2 separate regions of the Homo sapiens genome follow, and region 2 is linked to region 1. A link is an interaction called in ENCODE POLR2A ChIA-PET data of the cell type or tissue named here. Cell type or tissue: PC-9. All regions are shown on one strand. Each heading gives the region's core, and the rest is flanking DNA. Links, peaks and the distances in the headings are about the cores only.

Evidence for each region. Peaks named below come from ENCODE experiments on the same cell type or tissue, not always from the same donor. Only the 100,000 strongest peaks of a DNase experiment are listed, where the experiment ranks them.
Region 2: POLR2A ChIA-PET joins it to region 1 with 5 read pairs; 5 of 35 experiments call an interaction of 5 or more read pairs at or near these places.

The regions. Positions count from the first base shown.
Region 1 is chr12:104,276,177-104,279,017 of GRCh38, forward strand. The region is part of intron 3 of TXNRD1 (thioredoxin reductase 1); the gene reads left to right. The region is part of intron 1 of TXNRD1-AS1 (TXNRD1 antisense RNA 1); the gene reads right to left. Among named protein-coding and RNA genes, the nearest start is that of TXNRD1-AS1, 3.2 kb to the right of the region's middle. In PC-9, for the core only: no CTCF peak of the experiment used is centred there; DNase peaks (open chromatin) are centred at 495 and 1,505; H3K4me3 peaks cover 2,500 bases; H3K27ac peaks cover 2,500 bases.
Region 2 is chr12:104,349,482-104,352,395 of GRCh38, forward strand. It overlaps TXNRD1 (thioredoxin reductase 1), which reads left to right. Exons shown (of 17, transcript NM_001093771.3): 17 at 1-826. Among named protein-coding and RNA genes, the nearest start is that of EID3, 47 kb to the left of the region's middle. In PC-9, for the core only: no CTCF peak of the experiment used is centred there; no DNase peak of the experiment used is centred there; H3K27ac peaks cover 2,500 bases.

The DNA.
Region 1 (2,841 bases), core at 342-2,841:
AAGAGGATGTTGAAGAAAGGTGGGGTCCCCTAAGACCACTTGGAATTGGGATAGGTTATAGGTTGTAGTGCTCTGGTAAAGGCGAGCTTTAGCAGAGGTAGAACAATCCTTATTCTTCTGAGGTTGCAGTGACATGTAAGTATAGAGAGCTGCTGGGAAGAGAAGACAGAGAAGTGAAAGTAACTTGTACCTGACGACTTGAGCCTTTGGGCAGTGTGCTGGAGCTGGCTCGTACCAGCTCAAGAGACCCCTTGTTAAACATCAAGGAATTTTGCAAGTAGGTTGGTAGCTTGAAATTAGCCAAAGTGGGAGTATTCAACTCCAGAAATTAGCAAATACTACAAATCAGGGCCTCCCCACCACCACTCAGAACTGGTTTACCAGAACACCTTACACTCCCTTTCTTCTCTTTTCCACTTCACTAACAGTCAAAAGCCTGCTGAAGTGCCAGTTGAATTTGAAGCTTGAGTGAGTGCCCATTATGGGAAAGGCACTGTGCCAGATGCCAGGGTAAGAAAGACCAACCCCTCAAGTAAATAATACTGTGGTGGAGAGTGAAGAGCATGCAGGCGTAAATCCTGGACTAGCTGTCGGCTCTTGGGACAGTCACTTAAACTTGGGTTACTCATCTGTAAATGGAGATAATAATATATATCCCAAAGGGTTATTGAGATGACTGAGAACATGTAAAGTTCCTGGCACAGAGGTGTTCATTAAGTGATGGTTCTAAGAGTGGGGACATGTAAACAGATGTCTTTCATATAGCTTGATATAAGAAATAAAGATGGGAGCCGGGCACAGTGGCTCATGCCTATAATCCCAGCACTTTGGGAGGCTGAGGTGAGAGGACTGCTTGAGCCCAGGAGTTTGATACCAGCCTGGGCAACAAAGCGAGACCCTGTCTCTACAAAACATTTTTTTAAATGAAGCATAGGCCGGGTGCGGTGGCTCATGACTGTAATCCCAGCACTTGGGGAGGCCGAGGCGGGTGGATCACAAGATCGGGAGATCAAGACCATCCTGGCTAATGCGGTGAAACCCCGTCTCTACTAAAAATACAAAAAAAAAAAAAAATTAGCTGGGTGTGGTGGCGGGCGCCTATAGTACCAGCTACTAGGGAGGCTGAGGCAGGAGAATGACATGAACCCGGGAGGCGGAGCTTGCAGTGAGCTGAGATCGCGCCACTGCACTCCAGCCTGGGCAACAAAGTAAGACTCTGTCTCAAAAAAAAAAAAAAAATTAGTCAGGCACGGTAGTGTGTGCCTCTGGCCAGCTACTTGGGAAGCTGAGGCATGAGGATCATTTAAACCCAGGAGTTTGAGGCTGTGGTGAGCTATGATTGTGCCACTGCACTCCAGCCTGGATGACAGAGCAAGATTCTGTCTCCAAAAAACAAACAAATAAACAAAAGAAATAAAGACAGAATGACTACAGGTCATAGTCCCCTCAGTAGATTCCAGAGTTTTCAGGGTGGATGATTCATGGATGATTTTCCTTGTTTGTTATCAGAAGGTTACCGGGGTTTTTTTTTTGTCCCTACAAATCAAGTTTACCGGATTTACTTGTTGTTTTTACCGGTTTTTAGCCTGTTCCTCACTCTATATTATTTAATTGTAAGACAAACAATGGATTTGGAGGTAGGCACAGTTGGATTTATATACCAGCTCCAACACTTACCTGGTTTGTGACCTTTGGCAAGATTCTTTTTTTTTTTTTTTGAGACGAAGTCTCACTCTGTCACCCAGGCTGGAGTGCAGTGGCGTGATCTTGGTTCACTGCAACCTCCGCCTCCCGGGTTCACTCCATTCTCCTGCCTCACCCTCCCGAGTAGCTGAGACTACAGGCGCCTACAACCACGCCCGGCTAATTTTTTTGTATTTTTAGTAGAGAGGGGGTTTCATCGTGTTAGCTGGGATGGTCTTGATCTCCTGACCTTCTGATCCACCCGCCTCAGCCTCCCAAAGTGCTGGGATTACAGGTGTGAGCCACCATGCCTGGCCTCTGATCAAATTCTTTTTTTTTTTTTTTTTTTTTTTTTTTTTGAGACGGAGTCTTGCTCTGTCGCCCAGGCTGGAGTGCAGTGGCGTGATCTCGGCTCACTGCAAGCTCCACCTCCCCGGTCCACGCCTTTTTCCTGCCTCAGCCTCCCGAGTAGCTGGGACTACAGGCGCCCACCCCCAAGCCTGGCTAATTTTTTGCGTTTTTAGTAGAGACGGGTTTCACCATTTTAGCCAGGACGGTCTCGATCTCCTGACCTCGTGATCCGCCCGCCTTGGCCTCCCAAAGTGCTGGGATTACAGGCTTGAGCCATTGCGCCCAGCCTAATTTTTTTTTTTTTTTTTTGAGATGGAGTCTCACTCTGTCACCCAGGCTGGAGTGCAGTGGTGCCGTCTTGGCTCACTGCAACCTCCACCTCCCGGGTTCAAGCAGTTCTCCTGCCTCAGCCTCCTGAGTAGCTGGGACTATAGGTGCACGCCACCACACCTGGCTACTTTTTTGTATTTTTAGTAGAGACAGGGTTTCACCACGTTGGCCAGGCTGGTCTTGATCTCCTGACCTCGTGATCCGCCCGCCTCGGCCTCCCAAAGTGTTGGGATTACAGGCGTGAGCCACCGCACCCAGCCTCTGATCAAATTCTTAAAGGCCAAATTACCTTTATAAAACTGAGGACCCCCTAACATTTACCTTGTAAAAGCTTTTTTTTCTCCTTTTCTCTGTGAAAAAGATGGAATATACAAATTAACTAAGTAATATCTGCATTTTTACAGATTTAATCTCTCAACAATTATTTATTGATCAATTACTATGTGTGCATACTATATTAAGTGCTGGGAACATGAT
Region 2 (2,914 bases), core at 231-2,730, 73 kb after region 1:
TTTGAACACAGGTGGATGTGAAGGATTTTCATTTAAAAACCAAGTGGTTTTGACTTTTTCTGTTGAATGAACAACTGTGCCTTGTGGAATTTTTGCAGAAGTGTTTATGCTTTGTTAGCATTTCAACTTGCATTATTATAAAGAGGTATTAATGCCTCAGTTATGTGTTTGTCAATGTACTGGCTGAGGATTCTATCTCAGCTGTCTTTTCTAACTGTGTAGGTTGAGTTTTGAACACGTGCTTGTGGACATCAGGCCTCCTGCCAGCAGTTCTTGAAGCTTCTTTTTCATTCCTGCTACTCTACCTGTATTTCTCAGTTGCAGCACTGAGTGGTCAAAATACATTTCTGGGCCACCTCAGGGAACCCATGCATCTGCCTGGCATTTAGGCAGCAGAGCCCCTGACCGTCCCCCACAGGGCTCTGCCTCACGTCCTCATCTCATTTGGCTGTGTAAAGAAATGGGAAAAGGGAAAAGGAGAGAGCAATTGAGGCAGTTGACCATATTCAGTTTTATTTATTTATTTTTAATTTGTTTTTTTCTCCAAGTCCACCAGTCTCTGAAATTAGAACAGTAGGCGGTATGAGATAATCAGGCCTAATCATGTTGTGATTCTCTTTTCTTAGTGGAGTGGAATGTTCTATCCCCACAAGAAGGATTATATCTTATAGACTTGTCTTGTTCAGATTCTGTATTTACCCATTTTATTGAAACATATACTAAGTTCCATGTATTTTTGTTACAAATCTTCTGAAAAAAAACAAAACAATGTGAAACATTAAAATTAAAAGGCATTAATAATATCCACGTGTGCCTTCTTACTGAATGATGGTCTTGGGAGTCTTTGCAAGAGTATTGAGTAGATCTCTGATATTGTGTTGAAAAGCTAGCTGCTGAGTAGGCTCCAATGATGCTATGCTGATTTAAGTATAGAAGAACTAATCAGTTCATTGCCATTTCCCATCTTCTGGCAGTATCAGGCACATAGATGGTCAATAAATGTTTCCAGAAATGTTGATTACCATGTTCAGATTATGCATTCACATGCACTTAATCTTCTTAGGTATCACTTTTTAAGCAGAAACTCCTCTTTTATGTAATCTTTACCAAAAACCTTCCCAGTTTGTACTTGTTTTTGTGGTAAGTAGTTGCAGGGTGCTAGTAATAACAACAGCTAAATGAGTGTTTACTGCAACACGTGCAGGCACTGTGCTTGACACACCCTGGCTGATGTGATCCTTACAACAATCCTATTAGAGAAGGTGCTTTTGTACCCATTTATAGATGGAGAAACAGGCTCAGAAGTGTAAGTCACTTTCTTAGGATTACACAGCCAGTTAATGCATCACGTTTTTGAGGCCAGAGTTGGGTCTGTGACCTCAAAGGCGCTACCTCTTAGTTACCTCGCAGTGCAGCCTCCCATTCATCTCTGACAAATGGAAGCTTTTAGGTCTGCTGCATCAATTCCTGGGACTTCACATTTTCACATGCCGTCAAGCAATGCTGTCTACACGCTTAATAAATACCTTGTCTTGAGATGTTCTAACACTTTCCTAACTGGACTTTCCACCGCCAGTTTACTTCCCACTAGAGCCAGGCTCTTATTGCCTGAACTTCCCTGTCTCAAGCCTTTGAGGTTTTCCCAAGGCCTGTAACTAGACCCACAGTCCCCTGCCAGACCCTGAACCTGTTATCTGCAGCTCTAGCCTGCGCTTTCCCTTGCCTGTTCTGGCTACACCTGCTCTATGTCCCCATATAACTACTAGCCTCCCTCAAAGGTCACCTGCTCTGCGTAACTTCCAGCTGGTTCTCTACCTCTACTCCCAGGGTACTCTGTATTGTCTCTAGAGCTCTTTGAATTACTCTGCATGGAGTGTAGTGTGTGTTTCTGTCACCACCACTAGATAATGAGGGTTCTTTACCTCTGTGTGCCCCACAGCTTCTAGCACAAGGTCTGGCACTACAGAAGCACTTAGAACATTGGTGTAATTGGATTGACAGGTAGAGCCATAACTATCAGAGATGGCCATATAGGAAGCCTTTTAATTTCTTCCTGTTATGTCAGGAGCCATTGATTTAAATGTTAATGAAAGTAGAAAGGGCCTAAACAGAAAAAAAGTCAGCCTCACTAGTGAGGGGGAATGCAAATTAAATTGCAGTGAAATGCAAATCAAGCTGAAGTGAGATACCATTTTATACCCACTGTGAGTGGCTACTTTTTTTTTTTCTTTGAGACAGGGTCTTGTTCTGTTTCCCAGGCTGGAGTGCAGTGGTGCGAACACAGCTCGCTGCAGCCTCTGACCTTCTGGGCTCAAGCCATCCTCCTACCTCAGCCTCCCAAGTAGCTGGGACTACAGGCATGCACCACCATGCCCAGCTAATTTTTTAAGTTTTTGTGGAGATTGGGTTTTTTGCTCTATTGCCCAGGCTGGTCTTGAACTCCTGGGCTCAAGTGATCACCCTGCCTTGGCTTCCCAAAGTGCTAGGATTACAGGCATGAGCCACTGTCCTAGCCTGGATGGTTAATTTTATGTGTCAACTTGACTGGGCTAAGGGATGCCCAGAGAGCTGGTAAAATATTCCTGGATGTTTCTGTGAGGGTGTTTCTGAAAGAGATTAACACTGATTCGAATCAGGAGACAGTAAAGAGGGTCACCCTCACCAATGTGGGTAGGCATTGTCTAATCCTTGAGGCCCAAATCAAACAAAAGGCAGAAAGGTGAATTTACTCTTTGCCCTTGAGCTTGGAGATCCATCTTCTCCTGCCCTCAGACCTTGCTGCTCTGGTTCTTGGGACTTTAGACTCAGATTAGGACTTGCACCCTTGGTTCCCTGGTCTCAGGCCTTCAGGTTTGGACTGAAACTCCATGACTCACTCTCCTGGGCCTCCAGCCTGCAGATGGGACTGTGGGAC